2 separate regions of the Homo sapiens genome follow, and region 2 is linked to region 1. Evidence: read pairs that join two places in POLR2A ChIA-PET (ENCODE). Cell type or tissue: Caco-2. All regions are shown on one strand. Each heading gives the region's core, and the rest is flanking DNA. Links, peaks and the distances in the headings are about the cores only. Region 1 overlaps SLC25A30 (solute carrier family 25 member 30). Region 2 holds the start of LOC105370188 (a long non-coding RNA gene).

Region 1 (15,972 bases), core at 11,521-14,020:
TGAAATTGTATGGATCAAAACACCCAATGGAACTGTAACCTAAAATCCTTCTCCATAAGAATTTAAAAAAAAAAAAAGAGCAAAAGACCAAACAACAACAAAAAAAGTGCTTATCCTTCACACAATATCTTATACATAAATTATTCAAAAGCAACTTTAAAAATCATGACATAGGCCAGGCGCAATGCCTCACAACTGTAATCCCGGCACTTTGGGAGGCCGAGGCAGGCAGATCACCTGAGGTCAGGAGTTCGAGACCAGCCTGACCAACATGGTGAAACCCCATCTCTACTAAAAATACAAAAATTAGCGGGGTGTGGTGGCGCACGCCTGTAATCCCAGTTACTCAGGAGGCTGAGGCAGGAGAATCACTTGAACTCAGGAGGTGGAGGTTGCAGTGAGCCAAGATCGTGCCATTGCACTCCAGCCTGAGCAACAGGGCAAGACTCCATCTCAAAAAAAAAAAAAAAAAAAAAAATCATGACATATTCCTTATATTCCCATTTTATAGATAGGGAAATAAAGAAAGATATTTTCATGGGCAGAAGATGCCACTCCTCTTCCCTTACTCCATTACGACACTTGGATTAAAATTAAGTGATAGAACAAGTAAATTCAAAAAAGGAAAAAAGAACTAAATAAATCAGTTCGATCCATCCTTCTGGCTTACCTTCCACAGTCCTCTTGTCCCCTCTTGCTGGTAAATGTTCATGAAGTTGCCTATCATTCCTCCTTGAATGGTGTTGCTTTGCGCTTGCATCCGAATCTAGAGATTATTTTAAAGACCAACATCAGAAAGAAACTACCACAATCCCACCCACAACCAATGTATACCTCTGACAGTCAGTCCGTCAGTCAGTTGCTTAATAACCATTAGCAAGGAAAAAACTGTCATATAAATACTGCTATGATGCTACCTTAAAATGACTAAAACGTATAAAAATTTATTCTTAGGAACTCTGAGATCTCCAAAAAGCATCTAAGAGAGTCCAGAGTCCTACGTACAGCAGTTCATTAAATGTCAAAAGGAGAAACTGATTTTTGTGAAAAAAGTCTTTCTAGGATAGAAAACAGCATACTTCCCTACTACTATATAGGTGAGAGAAAAGTTAATTTCAAAGGTTTAATCTAATTAATGAGTTATCCAGTGTACCTGGCAGCACGAAGCACAGGCAAGCATAGTTCTTAAATTAGCTGCTCCAAGCCACTACAGTCTCCAGCCAGCTGAACCAAAAGGTATGCAGGCGAGCTAGCCAAGTGACAGCCACATGATACCTGTTACACTCTGTTACACTTTAATTAGTGGAATCCACATGACCAAGATTCCAACATAAAAAGAATGTTTGATGTAGCTCTTTGCATTTTTAAGAATGAAGAAAGATTTTTTACTACAAAATGTGTACCTTATTTTTGTTTAGGGAGCAAATACGTTACCACTAACTTCTAAAAGAACTGTTATTGCCACACGAACGTGGGAAAATAAACCAAGATACAGGAACTGCCTTCCCATAAGGCCTAAGATATAATTAAGAAATTAATGAGAGTACGAATATTTTTCTCTAGCTCTCTTACCCCAACACTGGTAAACTTATGGCAAAGGTACCTTGTATTTCTTCCTTACCCACGAGGTCCCTTTGCTACAATGCATATATAACTGTAGTGTACCCAGAATACTGCAGATGGCTGTAATGCTTGTCAGAATCCCCTATTAGATTGAAGGCTCTCTGAGGGCAGGGTCCTTGTCTTACTCATATTTGGATTCTAACCATGGCGTATACCAACTGGTACAAGATAGAAGCATAGAATACTAGTTAAATAGTGGGGCAGAAAAAGAAAAGAGGGGAAGTAGGAAAGGAATACTCTGTGGGGTTCAAAAAGTAAGTCATTCCTAATTTTTATTTTATTTAATTAGTTGCTTCCAAAAAAGGATTTAAAGATGCTCTATCCCTAGTATTTTCAATAAGGTCTCCTAATGTGTTATGTAATCTAATTGTAGTAATTAAATTTTTTCATCTGTATTTCCTGAAATAAAATTTAACAAAGAAGATGCAGGCCAGGCACGGTGGCTCACACCTGTAATCCCAGCACTTTGGGAGGCCAAGGCGGGTGGATCATGAGGTCAGGAGTTCAAGACCAGCCTGGCCAAGATGGTGAAACCCCATCTCTACTAAAAATACAAAAATTAGCTAGGCACGGTGGCAGGTGCCTGTAATCCCAGCTACTCAGGAGGCTAAGGCAGGAGAATCGCTTGAACCCAGCAGGGTGGAGGTTGCAGTGAGTTGACATCGTGCCACTGCACTCCAGCCTGGGCGACAGAGTGAGACTCCATCTCAAAAAAAAAAAAAAAAAAGATGGATTCAAAAATAGTCATTAATGAGCAGCCTAGATCTGTGCAAAACTTGCAGTCCATCTATATTTAATGAACCAATAAAACAAGGAACATTTTCCGTGAAAAACGAAAATGAAATGCAGTCCAAGCCTAAATAATTTTTTCTCCTCAATCACCGAAATCTTTGTCTCCAAAATGAGCTCTGCTTTTGAGCTCATCTGTATAAGTGGAAAACCCACCTCATGGACCTTTAAAAGTTAGTCTTCATGGCACTTAAATTATAAACAGATTCACATATACACAGATGTTACATTCACAGATTCCATTACCCGAATGTTGTTCTCAATAAGAAAATGTGGAATGTGCCTATAAGATATAGATAGCACAGCTTACTTTCAAAACATCAGTTGGATTAGCAATGGTTGAAGATATGACTCCAGACAGAATTCCACATATCACATTTATCGGTAGAGTTTCATCTGTAAACAATGACACATTATTTGACTCTACATATTTAGAGTTCTTCCCGTGAGAAACTCAACTATAGGTCTAACTTATTTACACATTACTTGTTCACCTTAAGATGTAAAAACATATGCTTCAGGCCGGGCATGGTAGCTCACATCTGTAATCCCAGCACTTTGGGATACCAAGGTGGGGAGATCACTTGAGGTCAGGAGTTTGAGACCAGCCTGGCCAACATGGTGAAACCCCGTCTCTACTAAAAATACAAAAATTAGCTGGACATGGTGGCAGCTGCCTGTAATCCCAGCTACTTGGAGGCTGAGGCAGGAGAATCACTTGAACACAGAAGGTGCAGGTTGCAGTGAACCAAGACCACGCCACTGTACTCCAGCCTGGGCAACAGACCAAGACGCCATCTCAAAAAAATAAAAGTATGTTTCATGAATCAAGTAATTTTAAAAGGATTAGAAATTTCACTAATGAAGGAATTTTGCTTTGCAAAATTTATTGATATCTAAATGTGATTTTATTTTTTTTCTCTTGAGATAGGGTCTCACTCTGTTACCTAGGCTGGAGTGCAGTGGCACAATCACAGCTCACTGCAGCCTCGACCTCCTGGACTCAGGTGATCCTCCCATCTCAGCCTCCCCAGTAGCTGGGACTATAGGCGTGCACCTCCACGCCTGGCTAATATTTTGTATTTTTTGTAGAGATGGTGTTTCACCATGTTGCCGAGGCTGGTCTGGAGCTTCTGGGCTCAAGTGATCTGCCCGCCTCAGCCTCCCCAAAGCACTGGGATTACAGGCACGCGCCACCGCACCCAGCCCCAGTTCACATTTATGTATAAATTCAGACCATCATAATTAAGATGAGCTATATCTGTTAGGACAATAATTCCTATGAGATAACATGACGACTTATTTGGCACAGAAAGTTTTTAAAGCACATCGTATGTATTTAGTTTGAAATATCCTGAAGTATTTCCAAAGCATCTTAGCTCTTGTTCACCACTCTTACATAATAGTGTCTGGTACTCATCCCATTGTGAAAAGAGATGAAGATGGACAGTTCTATGGATCAAAACAAAGCCACAGAACCAAAAAGCCAGAGTATTAGCATTCAGTGTTGTTAATATTAAGAAATGTATTCACTGTTTTCCTGAAAAATAGATGACAATTCATATGATTTTAGCAAATTTTAAGTTGGATGGAATAGTAACAACACATCCCCTGGTCTAGGCATTTTGGAGATGGGGACAACTAATTAAAATGTTTGCAGAGATGGTTCCTTTTCATTATTTCTCCCCTCAATTGAGTTGATAACCAACTTGCTTTCAGCACAATTAACTAAGACTTTACACCCAGAGTTCTTGTAGCAGTAGGAAAGTCACAAATAAGCTGAAGAAAACCTGCTCCAAAACCACTTGAATAAAAAGACAGACAACCAACCTCCTGTCCACAGTGGAAAACAGATTCCCCACTCACCTTCTGGGCGTTCAATGAATAGTCGCTTCAAGCTCTGGTAAGTGCCTATCTTGATGGTGCCATAGGATGCCTGGCGTAACATCGCGGGGGCAATCCTGTTAAACCAATGTACAAAGGGACAAAAGCAATCTAAAAATCACTTAACATCGGCTAGGCAACCCACATGCAGAGTGCCATCCATAATCAAACTACATTCTCTAAAACAATTTTTTTTTTTTGAGACGGAGTTTCGCTCTGTCACCCAGGCTGGAGTGCAATGGCTTGATCTCAGCTCACTGCAACCTCTGCCTCCCGGGTTCAAGCGATTCTTCTGCCTCAGCCTCCCGAGTAGCTGGGAATACGGGCACCCGCCACCACACCTGGCTAATTTTTGTATTTTTAGTAGAGACGGGGTTTCGCCATGTTGGTCAGGCTGGTCTTGAACTCCTGACCTCAGGCCTCGGCCTCCCAAAGTGCTGGGATTACAGGCATGAGCCACTGCACCCGGCCTCTAAAACGATTTCGTAAAATTCAAAATCCAACAAAAACACAGGTGGGTCCAGATGTGCAAATTATTAGCTCACTAAGTGAAAGCCTAGCCCCTCATATTTATTCTCAATGAAAATGTAAGTGAAGAAGTTCAAGACAGAATCAGGAAAAACAAGCCTACTTTCCTCCATCCGATATGCCTGTCCTATTATCCTCTCCAAACCACAACCACGTTGTGGCATGGACACTCCCCGGGTGTCTTTCTGCATTTCCCCACTTCCTTCTTGAATTGCAATCAGGGTTTCTGCTGCCCTCACCCTCAAAACTCCCCTCTTCAAGGTGACCAACTGACATCTTTGTTGCTAAGTTAAATGAGGCTTTTCAAGTAGGATCTTGTATAAGCTCTTTGCAGTGTGTGCCACTGTTTACCCTTTGTCCTACTTGTAGCTGTCTCCTCCCTGTTCTGCTGTAGCATCACCCCCTCTGACTTCTTTTCTTTTCTCTACAGCATCCTACCTGTGTCTGCTGGGGTTCCCCAGAAATCTATCCTATGCTTCTTCTCTCCTTACTGTACATGTTCCCTGTGTGAGCTCACCTACTCCCAAGGCTTCAACTGCCATCTAAAGGCTGGCCAGGCACGGTGGCTCATGCCTGTAATCCCAGCACTTTGGGAAGCCAGGGCAGGCAGATCACTGCACCTCAGGAGTTTGAGACCAGCCTGGACAACATGGCAAAACCCCATCTCTATAAAAAATATAAAAGTAGCGCCAGACACGGTGGCTCACACCTGTAATCCCAGCACTTTGGGAGGCCGAGACGGGTGGATCACTTGAGGTCAGGAGTTTAAGACCAGCCTAGACAACATGGTAAAACCCCGTCTCTACTAAAAATACAAAAAACTGGCCGGTTGTCATAGCTGGTGCCTGTAATCCCAGCTACTCGGGAGGCTGAGGCAGGAGAATTGCTTGAACCTGGGAGGCAGAGGTTGCAGTGAGCCTGGGCAACCGAGTGAAACGCCATCTAAAAAAAAAAATTGTGTGTGTGTGTTTGTGTGTGTGCAGCTAGGTGCAGTGGCTTGTTGTGCCTATAGTTCCAGCTATGTAGGGGGCTGCAATGAGAGGATCACTTGAGCCTGGGAGGTAGAGGCTGCTGTAAGCCATTTTGTGCCACTGCACTCCAGCCTGGGTGACAAAGCAAGACCCTGTCTCAAAATAAATAAATGAAAAATAAAATAAAAGACTGATGACTCCAAATCCATGCTTCCAACATGGATCCAAAGACACATTTCCAATCTTCCAAGATTCTCCATTTAGATGTCCTGTGTATACCTTCAGATAGGGTCCCACACTGAACTACTTCTCTTCCTTCTCCAAACAGTCATCTCTCCTCTTGTGTTTCCTAAACCAGGACATGGAAGCTCCAGCTACACACTGGCAAAAACCACCAATTGAGACATTAGTCTTGGCTCCTCCTTCCCTTCTACCCGCTTCATGTATGGAAACCTCATATTAGGTCACGTAGTGCTATCAGTCCTACACCCTAAATAGTTTTCTAGCCTGTCTTCTTTTTCCTCATCCCCAAAACCAATTCAGATCCTCATCTAGTCTTCCTACATGACAGCCCTGCTTCTAGTGCTCCCTGTCTCTTAATTCTTTCTCTCCATGGCAGGCAGGTGATGTTTACAATGTAAAGCTGATCAGGTCCATCCTCCTACTTAAACACTTTCAGTGGCTTCTGTCTGCCATAGATATAGCAAACTCAAATGCTGACAGGTACCAAGAAAGCAGATGCCATGAGTGAATGATCCAGGCTGGGTCGAACTGCACACACATATACTATGTGAGTGACAGAGGTTTTGTAAACCAGAGACAGTATCCTTCACCCCAGCTACTACTGTCATAACTGAATGAATGTGGGCCTAATGTTGATTTCTCTCAAGAAGATGGAGTCCCAGATTTTTATGTGCAATTTCTCATTTTTAAAATATTGGCTCAATTAAAAAAACAAAAACCTCTGGGGATTGGTGGATCCATGGCAGGGCTGTGGGTCACCAGTTTGTGCTGTGGTGTACTGGAGAAAATCAAGATGCTTAGCGTGACATGAGGCTGTCCACGTTCTGTTCCTGCAGGTATTCTGATATAGGTCTCACTCACTATCCAGTGCCTACAGAATACTGTTCATTAAATACTGAAAGACTGGAAAGTAGTTCACTGCAACTCTTATCAACATCATATAATTTTCATTATGGCAAAAACCTCCTTAATTCAGAATATCTAAGAAAAAGAGCTATTTTCAAAGCATGAAAAACCGAACAGAATGTTTTTAAACAAACATAATTTTTTATTGTTGTCTGTCTGTACTTGAATATAGTAAAACAGTTTCACCAAAACATCTGCTGCATAATATATATACTTAGAAATTAGAGTTGAAATTAAAAGTGAAAAATCTGTCATGCTATTTGTTCTTTTCAAACACACCTCAAACTTTTTACTTGTGATCTGTGCAGTCTTGGTCTGAAGTCTATACCCATGTGAAACAGTGAACAGTGACACAGAAATGCATGAAGGCCTACTCACCCCGAGTAGAGTGCTTTCAGCCCTTCTTCTCTGCCTATCCTCACTAATGCGTGCAACATTCCTCGGTATCTAATTTCCTTAAATTTTGCATCATTCGTCTGGCCTTGAATCTGGAGCCGTGTCTTGGTTAAATCAATTGGAAATGTACCTTAAAATTTAAAAAGAAATTCACTTAATAAAAAGAAATTCCACTAAATAAAGGATACGTAGTGATATATTACTGAGGAAACATTCAGACTACAATATAAACTAAGAAAGTGATTAAGAAATGGCACTTTGCAATCTTGTTTATATTTTTAAAAATTGAGGAATCAAAAGATTAATAAAACCCAAAAAATGCATAGATATATTTTCCTTTCTTTATCTTTTTATTTATACCTCATCTTATTCTACACAGGATTTGGGTAGGCTGCATTGTTGTAGAAAGCAAATACGTGGTATGATTTACCTAAACAGGAAATCCATTGAAAAACATAAGTTACTATTCTGTATATAAATGAAGGTTAAAATGGGGTTGAATGTGAACAAAGAGGTAAAAAAAGTTCATTTTCTAAAGTGGTTTTCCACTTGGGAGAGTGTTTTATAGTCTAAAATTAATCTGGCTAGGCACAGTGGCTCATGCCTGTAATCCCAGCACTTTGGGAGGCTGAGGTGGGCGGATCACCTGAGGTTAGGAGTTCCAAACCAACCTGGCCAACATGGTGAAACCCCGTCTCTACTAAAAATACAAAAATTAGCTGGGCGTGGTGGCAGGCACCTGTAACCCCAGCTACTCAGGAGGCTGAGGCAGGAGAATTGCTTGAACCCAGGAGGCAGAGGTTGCAGTGAGCCGAGATCACGTCACCATACTCCAGACAGGGTGACAGAGTGAGACTCTGTCTCCAAAATAAAATAAAATAAATCTGATAATGCAGATAAATATGTTAAATACTGTACCTAACAAATAGTCCACCCAAATATATAAAACCCATCCTCAGACAGTAACCTTGATTCACTGTGTCAATGGGAAAGCCCACCAGCACAGAGAGCCTAAGCTGGTGAGTGGGTGGTTACCACGGCTCATCCAGCTTACCCACCTTGGCCTCAATTCTCCCCAGTCCCACAGGGGCAGTATTCTATCCTTGGACAGCAGTGACTGAGCCCTGGAAGCAATGATGTGTCCCCAACCCAGCACAGGGCATTCAACAGCTGCTCAATCAGTGTTTGCTGAATGAATGACTCCAGAGAATAAACAAACAGGATCTGATGTGGAACCCAACCGATGAGGAAGTCACAAATGGGAACTGGATAATGTGCATCATCAGAAAGTGACTAGATAACTACAGTCCATCTCATCTGGCTCAGGGAACACCCTTGAGCTTCTCAAACCTCTTTACAGCCAAACAGGTTAACAGTGGCAAAGCTGGGGGAAAGGACAAGGAAAACGGACAGACACAATCCAAAAATGATTCATAAAACTTGTGTTTGAGGCTGAGCATGGTAATAATCCCAGTACTTTGGGAGGCCAAGGGAGGTGGATCTCTTGAGCTTGGGAGTCGAGACCAGCCTGGGCAACATGGCAAAACTCCATCTCTAATAAAAATATAAGAATTAGCCGGGCGTGGTCGTGCACATCTGTAGTCTCACCTATAATCCCAGCACTCTGGGAGGCCGAGGCAAGTGGATCTCTTGAGCTTGGGAGTCGAGACCAGCCTGGGCAACATGGCAAAACTCCATCTCTAATAAAAATACAAGAATTAGCCGGGCATGGTGGTGCACATCTGTAGTCTCACCTACTTGGGAGACCCGGGTGGGAGGACCGCTTGAGCACGGGAGGCGGAGGCTGGAGTGAGCCGAGATCAGACGACTGCACTCCAGCCTCAGCAACAGAACCAGACCCTGTCTCAAAACAAAAAATTTTAAAAAACTTGTGTTTGGTCAATAGGATCAACTTTCTCTCCACTAAACTTCGAACCCTAAACTGCTAATAGCAGCCAAAATGACTATTTTGTCTTAAAAAGCATTACCAAAAGAAAACTTTCTTTTTTTTGAGACTGGGTCTCACTCTGTCACCCAGGCTGGAGAGTGCAGTGGTTCACACATGGCTCACTGCAGCCTCGACCTCCTGGACTCAAGCAATCCTCCCACCTCTGCCTCCCGAGTAGCGGGGACTACAGGCCTGTGCCACCACACCTGGCTAATTTTTTTTTTTTTAATAGAGGTGAGGTTTCACTCTGTTGCCCAGGCTGGTGTCGAACTCCTGGACTCAAGAGATTCCCCTTCCTCAGCCTACTAAAGTGCTGAGATTATAGGCGTGAGCCACCACACCCAGCTAACAGACATTTTGAATTCTGAGACAAACATTTCATCATCTCACATTCTACACTTGAACTACATTCACATCAAACACCATCACATACAGCAGGCTACGTGATCCACCACCCTCAGGTCCTTACCGCACTCAGCAGTGATGGAGGCCAGCCCCCCGTACACAAACGGCTTCCAGTTGAGGGCTGACATTCTCACACTGTCTCTTCTTTGATTTATAGAAACATTGCCTCCAGTGCTGTTTTTCCTGGACACAACAATAAGATATTATCAAGCTGTAACTTCTCACACAGGCAGTTTCTTCTCCAAACTCTTCCCCTAGGTTTTATTTGGAGAGTGCTATCACCAAAACCCCTGCAGCAATTCCCAAGGGGAGCCTCCCCTTAATAAAGCAAAGCACCCCTATTTCCTCAACCTCAAATCAACAATTTCCAATCTTACTTTATCAGTGATCTTAATTTTTACTGTGACCTCAAGAAGTAATCAGCTACTTTGATACCTTGGTATGCGTGTATGTATTCAGTGTAGTGCAGCGGAAGCTGTTCTCTGGGAAGTCTATTTTATCTTAAATCTATTCTTCATGCAATAAGTATTTGCAGCAGCCATGATGGCTCACGCCTGTAATCCCAGCATTTTGAGAGGCCAAGGTAGGAGAATTGTTTCAACCCAGGATTTCAAGACCAGCCTGGGCAACACAGTAACACCCTGTGTCAAAAAAAAAAAAAAAAAAGTATTTGCTATTCGTTCACTGCTATCTTAGTGAGTCCTTACTGGGGGTGGGGGGGTGGGGTGGGGATCACATCCCTCAGGTGCACTGCAGCAGACAAATGTTGCAAACTTGTGTCATAAGGTAAAATGACAATTACTTAAAATTACAAGCTACTTCTTTTTTTGTTTTTTTTTTAAGACAGGGTCTCACCCTGTCACAAAGACTAGAGCGTAGTGGCACAAACATGGCTCACCGTAGCCTCAACCTCCTGGGCTCATGTGATCCTCCCACCTCAGCTTCCCAACTACCTGGGACCACAGGCACACACCACCATGCCAGCCTAATTGTTTTATTTTTTGTAGACTGGTCTCTAACTCCTGGACTCAAGTAATCTTCCAGCCCTAGCCTCCCAAAGTGCTGGGAAAAGAGGTGAGAGCCACTATGCCCAGCCACCACAGGCTACTTGTAGTCTACATTCTATAAATATCGGCTCACTTCTCTTAGCCTTATTACGTTACCAGCTGTGAGGCAGTTTGGCATGAGGAAAGAGGCTGACTCTGGGGTCAGAGCCACCCCACACCCTTCCTAGAGAAGTTCCTGCTAACCTGAGTCTCGGTTTTCTTCTTCGCCAACACCATCATCACCACAGCAGGCAACACAACCAATTAGGGGGACATCCATACTTTTATTCACTAAGTTAAATAAATGTCAAGCTGTAGGCCTATTGTGGGCATTAAGCCATATATATTTTAAAGACACTCACAAATATTGCCCTCCATCTTCCTTTTCCATAATAAGACCTTGCTCACTGTGACATGTACTTATGTGCCACAGCTAAGGCCTTTCACATTCATGACATGTTCTGCAGTTGTATGTAATTAGAGCTGGTAAATGTGGCCTCACACCCCTTAACAGGAGACTCATATGACTAATACTTTTGTATATATACTATCAACTATAGCTACTGTTGGTTTAAAATAAAATTTCTAACTTTTCAGTCATTATTGGCAAGCAATATGCCAACATGTTTACTTTGCCTGTGTTTAGGAATTTCCCAAGTCTCCTTTTCCCAGGAGAGGACTACCACAAGTCACCACTGCCCAGAATATCAGTTTCCAACACTAGGACCCCCCATCGGGCACCTTGAATAAATCTATTAATCATTATTCCTTGTTTATGGATATTAACCAAATTCATAGCAGTTACAAATGAGTAAAATAGAAGGTTCTGTAAGAATGAAACATGAAAACCACTGTATGTTTTTAGGTATTTCAGTACTAAGGAGCAAGCCCTCTCCCAAAAGACTCCTCTCATCTCCCTATTATCTTTGAAAATATTTAATAACTGCACTTAAGTAATTCTTAGCCTTATTAAATTCATAACTCATATAATAGTTAAGATTGTAAGAGACTGTAAGAACCTATTAATAATAAATCCAATAATTCATTTACCACCCAGTACTAACTTCCTTAACCCATTCTTAGACCTAGCTGATTGCAGATTAAAAAGCAAAACAAAGCCAGGTGTAGTGGCACGCATCTGTAGTTCCTGAAAGGATGGCTTGAGCCTAGGAGTTCAAGACCAGCCTAGCCAACAGAGTCAGACTCCATCTCTTTTTTTTTTTTTTTTGAGACAAAGTCCCACTCTTGTCCCCCAGGCTGGAATGCAATGGCTCAATCTCAGCTCACTGCAACCTCCACCTCCCAGGTTCAAGTGATTCCCCTGCCTCAGCCTCCCAAGTAGCTGGGATCACAGGCATGGGCCACCATACCCAGCTAATTTTGTATTTTAATAGAGACAGGATTTCGCCATGTTGGCCAGGCTGGTCTTGAACTCCTGACCTCAGGTAATCCACCTGCCTTGGCCTCCCAAAGTGCTGGGATTATAGGCCTGAGCCACCGTGCCTGGCCAGCTAGTTAAGTTTTAATGAGATTTGGCTACTTTTTCCTCTGTCGGTTTTGATATTAAGTTTTCAGTTGGTTAGGTTAAAATCCAGAGGCTCTGGGTTAATACTAATATGCAAATACTTAACTAGAGCTAAAAATGTGATGGAATTGCTTCTTCATAGTTTTCAATCACATGGGATGAATCACATGCCCATTCATTCAGAAGTACCACCAATAAAACTTTTCTACAAATTAGTGTCCACTCCTGGATCAGCATCCTATAAGCAAGTACTTCTATTCAATTACGATTTTTAAAAGTTAGCTAGTCAGGAGGTAAAAACAACTTTTTGGCCTTTCTCTTCCTTTCCAAAAGGTAGGACTAGATCCCTAAGCAGTTAATATTACTGGAACTTATCAAGTTAATGTTTGCTGAGTAAAAGAATAATTTGGCTTAAATATGAACTAGAGAGCCGCAGTACATGGGCAAACATCCAAATAAGGAAAAGGGGGCGGGCGCAGTGGCTCATGTCAGTAATCCCAGCACTTTGGGAGGCCGAGGTGGGCGGATCACCTGAGGTCAGGAGTTCAAGACCACCTGGCCAACATGGCAAAACCCAGTCTCTGCTAAAAATACAAAACTCAGCCAGGCATGGTGGCGGGTGCCTGTAATTCCAGCTACTCAGGAGGCGGAGGCAGAAGAATCGCTTGAAACCGGGAGGCGGAAGTTGCAGTGAGCCAAGATCTTGACACTGCATTCCAGCCTGGGCAACAAAAGCGAAACTTTGTCTCAAACACACACACACACATACACACACACACACACACACACACACACACACACACGAAAACGGTTCTAGTTAGGACTGGAATAAGTAAGTAGATGTCCACTAAGCTGTACTGGCCACAGCAAGCTGTGACAGGGCTATAAGTATCTTAGGCTGAAATCTCTGTTCAGTAAACTAACCCATTTCTTTGTTTTGGAGCTCTTTCTGAAGGGAAGTCTCGTGAAACACTTCCTTGAATTCCAAACACAGTTGTTTGGAAAAATCCCAACTGGATCTACAGAAGTCCCAAGGCTGACAAGCCAAGACAGTTAGAGAGATTAATGTGTCCTTAGCAGTCAATAGTGTCTGGGCAGCATCTCGGGGAAGGAATTACAACTTTGCAGAAATTCCAGTGTCGGGCAGTGGCTGTAGATCACTTCTGATTTGACAGTCCTCTTACAGCCATGTTCTCTAAGCCATGCTAAAACCCAGTAATTCCTTACTTCTCCTTGCTGCGTTATGAACATAATACTAACACTAGCAGTCATCCCTGAATACCTGCTGTTAGGCATTGCTATACATTTTCTTCACAGTCCTATGAAAGAGGTATCATTATCCACATCTCACAACTAAGCAAACAGCCTCAGAGAAGAAAAGTAACTTTCCCTGGTCAAAGCTACCAAATATTCAAACTAAGGTTTCTCTGAAGGATCACATGACCCTTCCTCTAGATAGTACTTTGCAGACACTATCTTCCAAGGGCTGTTAAAAAAATATTGGTGGGGGGCAGGGCAGGGAATTCTATACATTCAGAATAAATATAGAATTTTCCAGCAGAGGAAATAAAAAATTTTATTTTTAAAAATGTTAGCTGTTGGCCGGGTGTGGTGGCTCAAGCCTGTAATCCCAACACTTTGGAAGGTGGAGGAGGGTGGATCACTTGAGGTCAGGAGTTCGAGACCAGCCAGGCCAACATGGTGAAACCCGGTCTCTACTAAAAATACAAAAATTAGCTGGGCATGGTGGCAGATGCCTGTAATCCCAGTTACTCGGGACGCTGAGGCAGGAGAATAGCTTTGAACCCGGGAGGCAGAGGTTGCAGTGAGCCAAGATGGCGCCACTGCACTGTGGCCTGGGTGACAGAGCGAGACTCCATCACAAAAAAAAAAAAAAGAAAGAAAGCTGTTGGTGCCTGGCTGAATAATTTTTTTTTTTTTTTTTTTTTGAGACTGAGTCTCGCTCTTTCACCCAGGCTGGAGTGCGGTGGTGCTATCTCAGCTCACTGCAACCTCTGCCTCCCAGGTTCAAGCAATTCTCCTGCCTCATCCTCCTGAGTAACTGGGATTACAGGCACGTGCCACCACGTCCAGCTAATTTTTGTATTTTTGGTAGAGATGGGGTTTCACCATGTTGGTTAGGCTGGTCTCGAACTCCTGACCTTGTGATCTGCCTGCCTCCGACTCCCAAAGTGCTGGGATTATAGGCATGAACCACGGCGCCCGGTCCAAATTTTTTAAAGTTAAAAACAAAACAGGCCGGGCACGGTGGCTCATGCCTGTAATCCTAGCACTTTGGGAGGCCGAGGCGGGTGGATCACCTGACGTCAGGAGTTCGAGACCAGCCTGGCCAACACGGTGAAATCCTGTCTCTATTAAAAATACAAAAATTAGCCAGGCATAGTGGTGGGCGCCTGTAATTCTAGCTATTCGGGAGGCTGAGGCAAGAGAACTGCCTGAACCTGGGAAGCGGAGGTTGCAGTAAGCTGAGACCGCACCACTGCACCCCGGCCTGGGCAACAAAAGCAAAACTCCATCTCAAATAAATAAATAAATATATAAATAAATACAAAAAAAAGTGAAAAATACAAAGTAAAAAAACAACAACAAAAATGTTAGCTGGGCTAGTCACACATACCTGTAATCCCAGCTACTTGGGAGGCTGAGGCTGGAGAATAGCTTGAGGCCAGGGGTTCAAGACCAGCCTGGGCAACAGAATGAGACGACCACCTATACTAAAAAAATCCAAAACATTATCTAGGTATGGTGGTACGCGACTCTAGTCCCAGCTACTCCGCAGGCTGAGGTGGAAGGGGCACATAAGCCCAGGACTTCAAGGCTGCAGTGAGCTAAGACCATGACACTGCACTCTAGCAGCCTGGGTGACAGAGCAAGACCCTGTCCCAAATAATAAATAAAGGTTAAAAACAAGTTTTCTGAATGAAATTGTCTATACAAATTAAGAATTTCAAAGGATTCTCCCTACACTTAGGATATATGCTAAGTTACACATCCTGTCTACATTTTCTCTTACATGGTTGCTTAGTATTTATTTTCACCCACCTGACCTCATGTGTACAGCTGTAAAGGGAGGTAATTAAATATAATACTAGCTGTTCGTACTTTTGAACGCTTTCCAAGTTTCTCTTATTTATTTATTTAGAGGCGGAGTTTTGTTCTTATTGCCCAGGCTGGAGTACAATAGCATGATCTCGGCTCACTGCAACCTCCGTCTCCTGGATTCAAGCGATTCTCCTGTCTCAACCTCCCGAGTAGCTAGAATTAGACATCCGTCACCACGCCCGGCTAATTTTGTATTTTTAGTAGAGACGGAGTTTCTCCATGTTGGCCAGGCTGGTCTCGAACTCCTGACCTCAGGTGATCCGCCCGCCTCGGCCTCCCAAAGTGCTGGGATTACAGGCCTGAGCCACCGCTCCCAGCCGTTTCTCTTATTTAATTCTTGGTAAGTTCTTTCAGTTTTACTTCCTGTTCCCTTTTTAGTCTTAAGTCTTAAAACTGTAATTGCACAGCCTTTAATGTGCTCTCATACATTTATTGTTCCTTGCTGGACCGACTGCCCTTTCAATAATGCCCTTTCATGAACTTTTCCTATTTCCTATTCTTTTTAAAGGTGCAGAAGGAAAACTAAGCTCATCACAGACTTACAAAAAGCCGGGTTTAAAAGAAATCTTCGAAATTATCATCTCG
Region 2 (15,972 bases), core at 2,829-5,328, 380 kb before region 1:
CAGGCTGGTCTCGAACTCCTGACCTCAGGTGATCCGCCCACCTCAGCCTCCCAAAGTGCTGGGATTACAGGCGTGAGCCACCGCGCCTGGCCTGAATGATTCTTTGTATTAACGATTTATTTAGAAGTGAGGTTGAGATTGGCCAGGTGCGGTGGCTCACGCCTGTAATTCTAGCACTTTGGGAGGCCAAGGCAGGCGGATTGCCTGAGCTCAGGAGTTTGAGACCCAGCCTGGGCAACATGGTGAAACCCTGTCTCTACTAAAATACAAAAAATTAGCTGGGCATGGCGGTGTGCGCCTGTAGTCCCAGCTACTCGGGAGGCTGAGGCAGAAGAATTGCTTGAACCCAGGAGGCGGAGGTTGCAGTGAGCCAAGATCGCGCCACTGCACTCCAGCCTGGGCGACAGAGCGAGACTCCATCTCCAAAAAAAAAAAAAAGTGAGGTTGAGATTTGCATGGTACCAAGGCTTACATGCTTCAGAATAGATCAATGGTTATTGTATAAGTAATTTTATCCTAAAACATTATGACATTTTTTGTTTCTTATTGAGGGTAGATAATGTTAATATTAAACTACTAATAGGAGGCCCTTATCACTTCTCTTTTCATTTTTTCCATGCAGTGATAGGTATTATTAGAAAAAAGTTATTTCTTGAGTTACACCTAAGAGGAAGAAGTAACATGATGGAAAGTGGTTGGAGATAGCACCCAATTAACATCGACAGCCAAGTCTTCTATTTCAGAATATTGATTTATTTCGCTTTGGCTTTTGATGCCATCATGAGATTTAAGTCTGCAGTTTCAAAAGCTCATGCTACTTAGATGATTTTTGCAGCTTAAAAAATTGCTTGTGACTGCAGTATGTACACAGTTAAAAAGCTGTTCACTGCCCCTTTCAACCTTTTCATTTTGAGCTTTACTAAGAGAATGCTTTTAGGAACAGAATTCCTAAAGTGTAATTTTTTATGTATAAATAAAGTTTTATCTATATCTGAGAAGTTGTAGTATTTATTTTTGTTTTAACATTATTAGCTTTTCTGAAGCAGGCAGTATTGGTAAAGAGAATATTCTGTAAAGGTTTATTCCGGCCAACCAGATCATTGTAGGCTATTGTAAAAAACAACAACAACTTTAACTCCAACTCGCTTGCCAGGTTTTCATTATCTAATATAACTATACAGATATTATCTGTTTATTTAGAAACACAAGACAGACAAACTGGAAATGTTCTTGAGAGCACTGTGACACTGGGTTATAACCAAGATTCCATTGTTCTTCATATCACAGGACCTGTAACAGTGGGTAGGTTTTTTCTGGATTGTTTGAGTATGAGTTTCTTTGGTTTGGTTTGGTTTGGTCTCTCTAACTCCCAAATTGAAAGTGACCAAAAGAGATGCTTTGCAACATCAAAGCTAAGCATTGAATGATAGGAATCTGAACATGTAGGGTCAAAAAGAGAGCCTTTGCTTTCTCAGATCATTTCCCTATAATAAGTATTTCTGGAGGAACTTATATGTTTGTTCATTTATTCAATAAACATTTATTAAATGCCTCAGTGTATGCTAGGTGCTAAGAACACAATGGTGAACCAGGCAGGCATAGTCTTCCTCCCTGGGAGAAGATTCTGTGCTGGTCCCTTATAGGGTATTCACAGATAAGTAAAGCAGATTCCTTGATTTGTGATTTTATATTCTAGTGGGAGAGCAGAAAAAGATCTGAGTAAAAAAGATCAAGTAATTGCACATTGTTGATAGGTGTTAGAAAGAAAACACGGTAGTGAAAGACTAGAACAAGTAGTTGAGGATGGGAATTCTATCTAGTTAGAGTGATAAGAAGTCTCTGAAGATGTGTCATTTAAGCTGAAACCTAAAAAAATGAAAAGCTAGCAGTGTGAAAAGTGACTGATCACATATGCAAATGCCCTGAAGCTTTAGTTCTTTGGTGTTTGAGGAACTGCTCCAGTATGGCGGGTATATTGTGAGAAATATGATGGTTCAGGGTTGGGTCTTCATAGTGTCTACTGATACTATGAAGCCTATATAGGAACATCTAACCCAGTCCTGGGAGGTGAAAGGAAGCTTCCTAATGGAGAATACTTTTTTATTTTTATTTCTTTTTTTTTTTTTTTATTTTTTTTTTTTGAGACAGAGTCTCCCTCTGTCGCCCAGACTGGAGTGTAATGGCGCAATCTCGGCTCACTGCACCCTCCGCCTTCCAGGTTCAAGTGATTCTCCTGCCTCAGCCTCCTGATAGCTGGGATTACAGGCACCCGCCACCACACCCGGCTGATTTCTGTATTTTTAGTAGAGACAGGGTTTCGCCATGTTGGCCAGGCTGGTCTTTTTTTTTTTTTTTTTTTTTGAGACGGAGTCTGGCTCTGTCTCTCAGGCTGGAGTGCAGTGGCGCCATCTCGGCTCACTGCAAGCTCCGCCTCTCGGGTTCACGCCATTCTCCTGCCTCAGCCTCCCCAGTAGCTGGGACTACAGGCGCCCACCACCACGCCCGGCTAATTTTTTGTATTATTAGTAGAGACGGGGTTTCACCGTGTTAGCCAGGATGGTCTCGATCTCCTGACCTGTTGATCCATCCGCCTTGGCCTCCCAAAGTGCTGGGATTACAGGCGTGAGCCACCGCCCCCGGCCTCCAATGGAGAATACTTCTTAACCAAGTTATAAACATGACATTGGAGTTGGCCAGATGGTTCTTACACCAAAGGTCTACTCTGCTGGCCTTCCAGAATTGCCCAAATGTGTCTGAATTCACTCTTAGGCCCTTGCTCTGCAAACACCCTGTATGTAACTCCACTAATAACTGTCATTAGTTATCAGAACATTAATACATTGATCTGAACATTGAGCCTATACTTTATCATCAAAACCATAAATATTTAAGAATAGCTGTTTTTTTAAGAAGTTGTTGTAAATTACTTGTTTCCTCCTGGGCCTAATTATTGAGGGTTATTTACATTCTTTTTAAGAACTGAATAGCACCAGATGAATTCAACAATTATTAGTCAAGTCTCTAGAATTCTGGACATAGCAGAATGTTTTTACTTAGGGACTGAAAAATACAGTAGATCAGTCTGTCTCTTAATTTGTAATCCTTAAACTATTTCTATCAGAATCACCTAGGAGTTCATTTAAATGCAGATCTCCAGGCCCAAACCTATTGAATAGGAATCTTTGGGGTTAGAATCAGAGCATCTTCACTTTTAACAATTATCCCAGGCCATTCTTTGTAAATTCAAGTTTAAGAACCACTGCATTTATGGGCAGACAAGGTAGCTCACACCTGTAATCTCAGCACTTTGGAGGGCCAAGGTGGGAGGATTGCTTGAGGCCAGGAGTTCAAGGCTACCCTGGCCAACATGGTGAAACCCTGACTCTAAAAAGAAATTTAAAAAAATAATAACCACCGCACTTACATGTGTTCCTATAAACAATCCCCTCTCCTTTGTTATATGTTCTGTTTTCCTATTATATATTCCTAAATACATAATCACTTTACTTTGCATAGCAACAAACACCAGCACCAGCAATACTTGCCTCTTGAAGAATGGATTGTCACTTCTCTTGAGTGAATGCCTAAAAGCATTCACCCTTCAAACATCTACCAGCCAGTTGCTACAGTGATCAAGATTCTACTGCCATTGATAATTCAGTTTCATTGCACTTTGCCCTCTCTTCAGCACCTTTTAAAATAGATAAGTCCCTAAGAGGAATAGTCAGATTGTAGTTCCTTGTCCCTGGCTGACTTGGGGCCATTTAAGACTGAATGCCTCAGGAATGCAGAACATTGAAAAGGCAGGGAGCACAAAAAGGGAGCACTGGTGGGCTATAGATGATCTGCAAAGGATGGTCTCTACCTTATGACTATTTTCCTTGGGGGAATTAACCAGTTAATGTTACTTTGAGGTCTTAGATAACTGTGCTTTGGCAGCTAAGGTATTAACTTCAGAAGCAACTGAGTTTACTTTTAGATACCAGTTTCTGTATTTGCTGACAAAGAAAAGATAACAGTAGGTAAAAGAATGTTAAAAAGAAACAAAAGGCCAGGCACAATGCCTCACATCTGTAATCCCAGCACTTCAAGAGGCCAAGACAGGAGGATCACTTGAGGGCCAGGAGTTCAAGACCAACCTGGGCAACGTGGCATGACCCTGTCTCTACAAAAAAATAAAAATTAAAAATTATCTGGGCATGGTGGCATGGCATGCATCTGTAGTCCCAGCTACTCAGGAAGCTAAGGCAGGAGGATCACTTGAGCCCAAGAGTTCAAGGCTGCAGTGAGCTATGAACATGCCACTGCACTCCAGCCAGGGAGACAGAGAGACCCCATCTCTAAAAGAGAAAAAAAGAAAGCAATAAAATTCTGCAGAACTAGGTAGGAAAGACAATAAAAGCTACAAGGGTGCATCATTGTTTTGAGATCTAGACAAATTTCGAGAACCTATTCAAGAATATTGAAAAGTATTTCAAAGTTCATTTTCATATCTCTGATTACTTACCGCTGTCCTGCCCTTTAAAGCACTTCCATTTGTTTTCTTTATGATGGGGTAATGTTGGCCAAACAGGCTATATGATAAAGTATTTAGTCCTAGTTTTATCTTCATACAATCAGAGCTCTGAGATGAAAATAAACTTGTTCCTTTTTTATCACTAGGTACAAAACAACAAATGAAGTTGCTTATGTATATAATATGATGATTTTTGTCTTTTTAGGTAATGGCTGAAAGCAACACATTTTGCTAACCTAAGGATAAATAATACTATAATACCTAATTCACACTACACACTTAACAAAAGCAATTTATCATCAGCCTAAGATTGCTAATTTTTATAACAGGTACAGACATAATTAACTTAATATTGACCAGCAAATAAATCTAGAAATTGTGCTTATTCTTTAGTATTCATTTTAACTGAATTTAAATTAGTGTTTTTCCCTAACAGCCTTGTATATTGCTTAATAAAATTGTCATATTTGAAAACAGAGATTCTTAAAGTTTAAAATGCTTGCAGTCAAATGACAGTTTATCAATAAAGATTTAAAACTATCTTTTAACCTGTCAGTTTGTAAGATGCTAATCAATCCATTATACTGTGTTGCCTCTAAGAAAATGACATGAAAAGATGGTTTCAGAATATTTCTTTCTACCAGCAAATCATAAAGAGCTTTTTAAAATCACATTTATAGTCTTTCCAGTGAGCTTATGTGAACACACAGTGGGGCTGCATCTTTATTGAGTATTTACCAGAACTGAGTAATATCTAGGCTTAGGTGAATGGAAGGTGATAGTTGAACAAAAATGATGACCAATTTAGTCAGCAAAATCGATGTCTTTCCAACTTTGATGTGAATCAGAATCCCCTGGGAGCTTATTACAAACATAGATGCCCTAACCTTCCAGAGGATTTTGTTTTGTTTTGTTTTTTTGGAGACAGAGTCTCATTCTGTTGCCCAGACTGGAGTGCAGTGGTACACATCTTGGCTCACTGCAACTTCTGCCTCCCAGGCTCAAGCGATTCTCCTGCCTCAGCCTCCTGAGTAGCTGGGACTACAGGCATGCACCACCACACCAGGCTATTGTCTGTGAGTAAAGACGGGGTTTTCACCATGTTTGCCAGGCTAGTCTCAAACTCCTGGTCTTAAGTGATCTGCCCACCTCAGCCTCCCAAAGTGCTGGAATTACAGGTGTGAGCCACCATGCCCAGCCAATCAGAAGTTTTGATTCCATCTATAGGTTTGGGGTTGGGCCCAATAGATGGTTGGGCCGTCTATTTTGGGCAAGCTGCCCAGGTGATTCTGTGTACCCTGAAGTATGAGAATCCAACTTGGTTTGGTCTGAACATGACATTTCTAGAGGTTCTTAAAGCTTAAAATGTTTGCAGTCAAACCACAGTTTAGAGTCTAACATTAATAGAATCAAGATTAAGATTTCTAGAATCAAAGATGTTGGATGGTTGTCAGATTGTGGCCACTGAGCCTCTTGATTCAAAAGATAGAAGGCAAAACTCATTTTCCTAGGCTCCCTTGCTGCTAGAGCACAAGTATGTGGCCTGGCCTCTGCCAATCAGATGCACCCACGTGCAGTTGGTATTCCAAGAGATAAGGGAAGAAGTTGGCATTCCCAGAATCGTCTTCTGATGGGCATATTAGTGGACACGGACTGATCTTCAACAGCAGCAGAGGCGGCATGTCTGGCACCCAGTCCCAAGCATCAGTGGTGTCAACTGCTGTGGCTGTGAGACTGGGGTTTCTCTAGAGGAGCATTGCAGTGTGGGTGGATATATTCCTGCTTATATAACTTCTGGTCAGCTTAAACTAATCAGAGTATACTACTTTGTTTGCAACTAAGCCCTGACTAACATACGGAAGTTATACCATGCCAGTTAACCATGGTATAAACTTTGGAGACAGCAGCCTGCAGTCAATTCCTATGTAAACACTAGCTTTGTAAACCTGAGAAAGGTTCTTAACCTATTTCAGCTGTAATTTATTTGTCTCTTAAATGGGCAATAATAACTCACAAGATGTTACCAGGATTACATGAGATGACATATTTAAATAATTAGCACAAAATCCAGCAATAAATGATGGTGTCGTTATTGTAGCCCCCTGGCTATTAGATGCACTCAGACAACTCTGGTAAACAGGCTCACTTATTTCTTACAACCTCAGAAGATTCCTGTATTGGGACTCTTTGCAGTAAGTGATAGCAACTCAACTCAAATTGGCTTAATCAAAAAAAGATAGTTTATTCACTCATGTGGCCAGGCACAGTGGCTCACACCTGTAATTCCGGCACTTTGGGAGGCCAAGGCAGGAGGACTGCTTGAGGCCAGAAGTTCAAGACCAGCCTTAGCAACATAGGAGACCACGTCTGTACAAAAAATTTTTAAAAATTAGCTAGGGACCGGGTGCGGTGGCTCACGCCTGTAATCCCAACACTTTGGGAGGCCGAGGTGGGCAGATCACGAGGTCAGGAGATTGAGACCATCCTGGCTAACACGGTCAAACCCTGTCTCCACTAAAAATACAAAAAATTAGCCGGGCGTGGTAGCAGGTGCCTGTAGTCCCAGCTACTTGGGAGGCTGAGCAGGAGAATCACTTGAACCGGGGAGGCGGAGGTTGCAGTGAGCCAAGATTGGGCCACTGCACTCCAGCCTGGGCAACTGAGTGAGACTCCATCTCAAAAAAAAAAAAAACAAAAACAAACAAAAATTAGCTGGACATGGTGGTGTGAGCCTGTAATCTCAGCTACTTGGGAGACTGAGACGGGAAGTTGAGGCTGCAGTGAGCCATGTTGACGCTACTGGACTCCAGCCTGGGCGACAAGAGTGAGACCCCTTCTCAAGAAACTAATTAAAAATAAAAGATTTTTTTTTAAATAAAAATAATAAAAAACAAAAACAAGTTAAAAGGAAAAAAAGGAAGCAAAAAAAAAGAAAAAAGAAGATAAAGATTTATTCACTCATGTAATGAAAAGTCCAGACTGTAGCCCTGGCTTTAGGCACAACTGGATCTGGGTGCCCAAAATGTGTCACAGGATTCTGTCTCTCTTCCTCAGCCTGCCTTCCTTTGTGTGAATTTCATCCTCAGGTGGGCTTCCTAGACAGTGACAAGCTTGATAGCAGCATGTCTAAAGTGACGTTCTGCCAGTTTAACCAACCAGTGAAAAGAAAGCTGCTCTTTCCTGCCAAAGTCCAAGAACTGATGCTGATTGGCTCATCTTTGGTCACTTGTTCACCCTAAATCAATCACATGGACAGGAGATAAAACACCCAATAGCCCAGGCTAGTTCCTGTCTCTACCCATGGAGCCAAAGGGTGGGTTAAACTCTATCTAAACCACCTAGAACAAAAACTTGGCAGGGTAGTTCCCTAAAAGAAAGTGGAAATGTTATCATTGGAAACAAAGATTACACATACTATAAAGGCAAAAACATCTGATGCTATGGCTCCGTCTCACCTTTGATTCCCACCAGTTTTCTAATGAGAATACCAACATTGTGTTTACCAAACTGCGGTCTCACCCACCTAACCTGTCCATTCATCTCAGGTTTACCAATGTTAGCATCTGGCCATTGTGAACCCCCTTTTCATTAGATATCTGCTAGTCCTGTCTCATGGTTATGAATTTTCATGTGCAGAGGGGATGGGGCACATGCACACATCGACATGCTTCAGAGATGACTCAGCCAGGGTGGGTGCCACCCAGTAAGATGGCGTTGTTTCTAAAATGCCTGCTCCTCCCTCCTGATTTGCTTCCATCACATCCTCTGACATCAAGAAGTACATTTAGCACAAACAAGGTAGATGAGAAATGAGCTGTCACAGTTTATTCACCACATTCTGCTGCAATTTATAAATCACAGTACAATTCAAAATGATTTATTTAGCCTTTCCATCTAAAAAAAAAAAGAAAGGGAAATGAAAAAAATATGAAGGATTACCAGCTCCAACCCAATCAATAGCAAGGAAGCCTGCTTAACTCTGCCAATTAATCGTGTCTCTTGGATATGAGATGTCCAATGACAGGAGGCTTGGAGAGAGGTTAGCCAAAGTCAAAACCAGATTCACCGTCACTTCAAGCTCAAGGGGTCTAGAGTTAGCTGCTCCCAGCTAACCATTATCATTGGTTGAGGGCACTGGTAGGCCACTGGATTCCTCAGCTTGTTCTGCAGTTCTCTAGCCTCTGTGTACCACAATGTTTCCCTAAAGGAAACTGGAGGTATTGTTACCAAAAGAAGATAATGTATTCTGGGTAGGTAAAAACATAAAGAGGAAGAAAGAAACTACAATCAGTAAAAAGCCTGACATAGAGTAGTTCGAAAAGGAATTGTTAAAGCATTGTAGAGAGGTAGGTATTTAATAAATGGTTGTTTATAATTAGCAATCAAATGTGATGCTATAATCCTGCTGGCCTCCCATACATGGCCATTAGATAACTTGTAAATGTATTATTCTAAAGAGAATAGAAGGGCAGGCGTGGTGGCTCCCACCTGTAATCCCAGCACTTTGGGAGACAGAGGCAGGGGGATCACTTGAGGTCAGGAGTCCAAGACCAGCCTGGCCAAGATGGCAAAACCCCATCTCTACCAAAAATACAAAAATTAGCCAAACATGGTGACACATCCCTGTAGTCCCAGCTACTTGGGCAGATGAGGCAGGAGGATCACTTGAACCCAGGAGGCGGAGGTTGCAGTGAGCCAAGATCATGCCACTGCACTCCAGCCTGGGTGACAGAGCAAGACTCTGTCTCAAAAAAAAAAAAGGGAAGGTATTTTTTTTCTTACATAGGTAAATATCCCTAAATGAGCTTTGTTTATACTGCCTAGTAAGCAGTTGAACTTCAGTGTGAGCAATAATGACATTAATTTAGGCATTTAATAATACAAATTATACCTATTAGAGTGTGAGTTTTGAGTTCTCAGTAATAATGCAAAAAAAAGCGGGGGGGGTGTAGCTATAGCCAAAAAAAAAGCTAGTAGAATATTGGATAATAGAAGAGAGAAAAGAAATACAAAAGAAAAAAAAAAGTGCTACACTTGGACAAACCTATGGTGGATCTATCTAGAAAACTGTTTCTTGGCTGGATGCAGTGGCTCACACCTGTAATCCCAGCACCTTGGGAGGCCAAGGCTGGTGGATCGCCTGAGGTCAGGAGTTTGAGACCAGTGTAGCCAACATGGTGAAACCCTCATCTCTACTAAAACACAAAATTAGCTGGGCATGGTGGCTCACGCCTGTAATCCCAGCTACTTAGGAGGCTGAGGCATGAGAATCACTTGAACCCAGGAGGCAGAGGTTGCAGTGAGCTGAGATCGTGTCATTGCATTCCAGCCTGGGCGACAGAACAGGACTCTGTCTCAAAAAACAAAAACAAAAACCTGTTTCTTATTCTAGTTTTGATACCTCAAGAAAAAACATGGTAAGAAAAGAAGTTCTAGAGAACAACTGAATTGATGAGTAGTTCTTGTCTACAAATATTTATCGAGCTTCCACAATGTGTGAGACTGGTCTGGAGATAAATATAAAAGACATGGTCCTCAGCTTCACAGTCCAATGGGAGAGACAGAGACACAGAAATAGCTCTAATTATGCAATGTGGTGAGCAGAGAACAGAGATATGCGCAGGACACTGATTGAGGTCACAGAGGAGAGGCACTAGGAATGGCTAGAGATGAGCTGAAAACAGACAGAACGAGAGAGGAATACAAAGTGGCCTGTGGGTGTTGTTGCTGCTGTTGTTATGTGTACATTCAGGAGTGAGAGAAGCCAGTTTGAAAAGAAGAAGCAATGGAAGGGGAGAGCTGGAGTAACTAAGAGAGAAAACAGATCCAACGGGAAGGCTAGAGTTACAGGATGATGTATAGTGGGTTGGCCCAGAATAAACAGGGAGAGGGGCCCAACCTCCTCCAAACCCAGAGAAGAGCAGATAAAGATGGTTATGGGCAGTGATAAGCTTGGAAGTAGAGGGCCAGAAAGTTAAGGGAGATCAGACCTGGCATATTCAATTTGTTGGAGTAGAGGTTTTTAACCTTTCAGGATGTTGACAATCTGATGAAAACTACCAATGTTTTTCTCTCAAAAAGGCACATTAGGCCGGGAGCCATGGCTCACGCCTATAATCCCAGCACTTTGGGAGGCCAAGACAGGAGGATCACTTGAGCCTGGGAGTTCGAGACCAGCCTGGGCAATATAGTGAGACCTCATCTGTACAAAAAAATAAAATAAAATAAAACTGCCTGAGGGTGGTGGCGCATGCCTGTGGTCCCAGGTACTTGGGAAGCTGAGGTGAAAGGATCACTTGAGACCCAGAAGCAGAGGCTGCAGTGAGCCAAGATCACGCTACTGCACTCCAGCCTGGACAACAGAGCAAGATCCTGTCTCAAAAAAAAAGAACATTACCCAAATTTTAACATATAATTTCAGTTTCTCAACCTGCTGAATCCCAACCACAGACACCAGGCGGAGAGCCTGCATTCTACCCAGGTAAGACAGGTCATTTGCTGACAGTAAGGAATTGGGGGGACACGGGGTGCTTAAAGATTTGGAATAAACACTGCAGCCCAAGTGAGAGGGACCAAAACAAAGACAAGCAGATGACAGAGCTAAAGTTCCTGGCCTGGGTTAGAAACCGTAGTGTGACATGTCTGTCAGCACAACTGTGCCAAGGTGAATTGCAGCATTGATCCAGGCTGGGAACTTAAGAGAGTAGAATGCCCATTAGGAACACTGAAGTGATTAACACAAATTCCAGAGCAGGTAGTGAAGAAGACAGCCCAGGAGGGGACTGACAAACTGGGAGAGAGGGCTTTGTGAGCTGGAAGGGATGCTACCTCACATTATACCAAAAACTCCTGGAAAAATGCAGAGCTCCTACCTCCTCCCTTGCTGAGGTAGGCACAGCTGTCAGCTCTTTGGATCTCTCACTAATTGTCATAACCCATCTTCCCTTCACGGTCCCATCTGGGTCTCCTCTGCACCTCTCCCTGACCACTTGCTTTTCTCCCTCCACATACAAACATGCTCAAGGCTTTCCCACATTCAAAAACAAAAGAACAGGAACATTGAACCTTCCTTCAAAGACAAGGTTAGATGGACTTAAAGCTCATCTGCTGGCCAGGCACAGTGGCTCATGCCTGTAATCCCGGTACTTTGGGAGGCAGAGGCGAGCGGATCACCTAAGGTCAGGAGTTCAACACCAGCCTGACCAACATGGTGAAACACCATCTCTACTAAAAATACAAAATTAGCCAGGTGTGGTGGTGGGCGCCTGTATCGCAGCTATTCAGGAGGCTGAGGCACGAGAATCACTTGAATCCAGGAGGTGGAGGTTGCAGTGAGCCAAGATCACGCCATTGCACTCTAGTGTGGGCAAAAAGAGCGAAACTCCACCCAAAAACAAACAAACAAACAAACAAAAAACTCATCTGCCATAGAAAATTCTGAAACAGACATATATATAAAGATAGCATTTCAAATCAGTGGGAAAAAAATAGATTACTCAATAAATGGTGTTGAGACTACTGGGTAGACATGTGGGGGAAAAAAATACATTAGATCTCTGTAAATCAAAATAAACTCCAGATAGATTAAACCTTTCTTTCCCCTGGGGCAGAGTCTCGCTCTGTTTCCCAGGCTGGAGTGCAGTGGCGCCACATCAACTCACTGCAACCTCCGCCTCCCAGGTTTAAGCAATTCTCCTGCTTCCGCCTCCCCAGTAGTTGGAATTACAGGCGCACGCCACCACACCTGGCTAATGTTTGTATTTTTAGTAGAGACAGAGTTTCACCATGTTGCCCAGGCTGGTCTTGAACTCCTGACCTCAAGTGATCCACCTGCATTGGCCTCCCAAACTGCTGGGTTTACAGGCGGAGCCACTGCAACTGTATCACATATATATGATACAAAATAAAAGTCTTTTCGGTAATGTTGAAATTGGCAAGAACTTTCTAAGAATAACATAACATCCAGAAGCCCTAAAATAAAACATTGATAGGCCGGGCAGGGTGGCTCGCGAGGCAGGGTGGCTCGTGCCTGTAATCCCAGCACTTTGGGAGACCCAGGTAGGTGGATAACCTGAGGTCAGGAGTTCGAGACCAGCCTGACCAACATGGAGAAACCCCGTCTTTACTAAAAATACAAAACTAGCAGGGCATGGTGGCGCATGCCTGTAATCCCAGCTACTCAGGAGGCTGAGGCAGGAGAATCGCTTGAACCCAGGAGGCAGAGGTTGCAGTGAGCCAAGATCACACTATTGCATTCCAGCCTGGGCAACAAGAGCAAAACTCCGTCTCAAAAAATAAAAATAAAAATAAATTTAAAAATAAAACATTGATAAATTGGTATATATTAAAGAAAAATTCTGCATAGAAAGCATAATCAAAAGACATGAATATTTGCAACTCACATCACAGACAAAAGCCTAAGTTCTTAGCATTTAAACAGCTGATAAAAATAAGAAAATAAAAAAGAACCAGCAAGCTAATAGATAAATGGGCAAAGAATCTGAACACGATTCACAAAAGCAGGTAGTGGGAAATTGGCTCTCTCATGCATTGACAGTCAAATATAAATTAGTGTGGCTTTTTTGTTTTTTTTCTTTTTTAGATGGAGTCTCGCTCTGTCTCCCTACAGTGGCGCGATCTGGGCTCACCACAACCTCTGCCTCCCAGGTTCAAGCAATTCTCCTGTCTCAGCCTCCTGAGTAGCTGGGACTACAGGCACGCACCACTGCGCCCAGCTAATTTTTGTATTTTTAGTAGAGGCGGGGTTTTACCACATTGGCCAGGCTGGTCTTGAACTCCTGACCTCGTGATCTGCCCATCTTGGCCTCCCAAAGTGCTAGGATTACAGGCGTGAGCCACCACACCCGGTGGTGTGGCCTTTTAAAGCCCATTAAAAGAGGCCTGGTTAAATACATTGTTACCTCCATTCTACCTCTATTCTACACTGCTATTTAAAAGAATGAGTCAGTTCTATATATCCATCTCCAAGATATAATAAGAATACTGAAGTGTAGAATCATGTGTTACCAAAAAAAAAAGTAAGGAGGGCCTACTCGGTGCTCTCTCCACTTGGATGATCCGCGAGCACTTCAAACACACACAGCAGGACCAAAGGATAATTCAATATTTGCTTTAAATCAAAATCTGCCTATAGAAGCAAAGAATATCTCTGGGAGAAGGCACAAGAAACCAGTAAGTATAGCTGTCATATTCCAACCTCTTCCCCTAATATTCCCTCTTTCTATGAATCAGAAGCACAGACAACAAAGTCGCCCAATCCAGGGCCGGAGAGTCATTCTGGAACTTGGTTAAGAACGTAATGCCATAGAAACAAATCTGTAAAATTCAAATTTGATGACATTACTCACCTACTTAAAGTCATTCATTTCTGCCACCCTCCTCACACCCCTTCCCTCCCTCCCCCTGCCCAGTGAAGAGCCTGTTCCTGCAAGGAGGTGCCTACCATCTCTGCTCTGGATGCTTGCAAATGTCCCGAAGAGGCTTTCGTATGTGGTCTAATACTGATAGCTGCTTCTCAGGTTTTTCCGCCAGCACTGTCTGTGTACCTGCTTCTGCCTGAAGAGCTGTTTGGAAGGTAGCAAGCATATGAACCTAAATGAAGACAGGAATTACTACATGTTATTCTCTGGTTTATTTTGATGACAAAGTCCCCCTACTGATAAAACATTGCATTATTTCATCTTTCAACCTTGAGGGACAGAATCCTTGAAGACCCAGCTCAAAAATGTTCTCTAGCGCCGGGCGCGGTGGCTCATGCCTGTAATCCTAGCACTTTGGGAGGCCGAGGCCGGCAGATCACGAGGTTAGGAGATCGAGACCATCCTGGCTAACACGGTGAAACCCCGACTCTACTAAAAATACAAAAAAATAGCCAGGCGTGGTGGCGGGCGCGCGCCTGTAGTCCCAGCTATTAGGAAGGCTGAGGCAGGAGAATGGCGTGAACCCGGGAGGCGGAGCTTGCAGTGAACCGAGATCGTGCGACTGCACTCCAGCCTGGGCGACAGAGCGAGACTCCCTCAAAAAAAAAAAAAAAAGGCCCCTAGCTCGATAGCTTACACAGCTTTCCCAGCCAGTAGGTCACCCCACTGTCATTCTTCCATTAGCTCTTGGGACTGTTATGCGCTGTTTACTTGTTTTGCAACGGATTATGAACTGCGTGAAGGCAATATCCTATCTTTTGTATTAGTATTATTTCTAGGGCCTAGCTGAAATATAATAGATACTCAGTGAACTTTGTAGGAGGGAGGGAGGGATGGATACATTAAAAGAAATGGAGAAAGTCTTCTTAAATCCTAACAGTACAAACTTGAGTTCTTTTCTAGGTGAGGTAGACCTGGAAATGTTAGCGATTCCACAAGGCGGCACTAGAGTTCCACCTGTCTCCCTCCGCCGAGAAAAGCCGGAGCCAACTAAGTCTTGCCCCGGCTGGTACCTTGTAGCAGATGCCTGCTTTAGCCGAGTAAGCCAAGAAAAATGATTTGAATGAGGACTGAGGGAGGAATGAGTGCAGGGAGGCCACAACACTGTTATGGTAAAGAAATGATCATTTTAAAGGGACTTCAATAGAAAGCCCCCCACCCCCATCTCTGGACAACATCCTACTCCTAGCGCTGGGAGCCATGTATCCAAACAATAGGGTATTCTTTTCTCAGTCCAGTTTTTCCGCCTCCTCTAATTAAGCAAAACACTAAGGCTCATAAAATATTGGGTTATCATTCTAGCTCCACAGTATTTCCCAATTGAGTGCTCTCTTCCTTATTCCATGATAGATCACAGCTGTCACAAATATTACCATTTCCTCCTTGGTAACCTCCCAAGAGGTCACTGAAACTTTCATCCTGGACCTCTGAACCCTAGATTTCTGTGTAGGCTGACAAGAAAGAAAAAAAATCCTTTTAAATTTCAAATATATATGTAACTCCTATGAGAGACCTGGAAATGTAACCATGGAAACCAGAGCATGAGTGTAACCATGGAGACCCATTGAAACCAGCTGGGCCATTACCATCTAGAAGCTGGTGGGGATGTGGCAATTAGAAGGACTGTTAGCCCTAGTTAATGTGGTCAAGTGATGTCAATTGTTTAGGTGAGTGTTTTACAGACATTTAAGTAATTTCTGGGTACTGCCAATGCTTTAAAATGTTCGACAGAAGGCCTTTTCATAGGACTTCCTATGTTAGACTAATTTCTGAAGGATCCTCCACATCTTTCTCCCCAACCCTCTTACCACACCTCCAGAGTCATGACTTAATCAGTCATTCATTCAGCAGACACACGCTAATTGCCTTGTAATCACCTTGGTGTGCTGGGCACTACTGGATCCCATCGTATACATTATATAATATGGTGTATATACAGATATATACATTATCTGTATATATCCCAGTTCATATACATTGTCTGTCCTAGCAGCTTTAATGCCCAGGCAAATCCTG

What was found. ChIA-PET counts read pairs that join two places held together with the same protein. Peaks named below come from ENCODE experiments on the same cell type or tissue, not always from the same donor. Only the 100,000 strongest peaks of a DNase experiment are listed, where the experiment ranks them.
Region 2: POLR2A ChIA-PET joins it to region 1 with 10 read pairs; 2 of 35 experiments call an interaction of 5 or more read pairs at or near these places.

Annotation. Positions count from the first base shown.
Region 1 is chr13:45,401,605-45,417,576 of GRCh38, forward strand. It overlaps SLC25A30 (solute carrier family 25 member 30), which reads right to left. Exons shown (of 10, transcript NM_001010875.4): 2 at 9,758-9,876; 3 at 7,323-7,470; 4 at 4,279-4,373; 5 at 2,723-2,808; 6 at 671-766. The coding sequence starts at 9,821. Among named protein-coding and RNA genes, the nearest start is that of SLC25A30-AS1, 8.6 kb to the right of the region's middle. RefSeq lists a silencer at 11,090-11,384. In Caco-2, for the core only: no CTCF peak of the experiment used is centred there; a DNase peak (open chromatin) is centred at 12,917.
Region 2 is chr13:45,032,614-45,048,585 of GRCh38, forward strand. LOC105370188 (a long non-coding RNA gene) reads right to left here and starts at 15,401. Exons shown (of 3, transcript XR_941935.2): 1 at 15,330-15,401; 2 at 13,980-14,128; 3 at 13,553-13,852. LOC107984596 (a long non-coding RNA gene) reads left to right here and starts at 15,534. Exons shown (of 3, transcript XR_001749861.1): 1 at 15,534-15,623. It also overlaps a transcript of GPALPP1 not described here. In Caco-2, for the core only: no CTCF peak of the experiment used is centred there; DNase peaks (open chromatin) are centred at 3,788 and 4,055.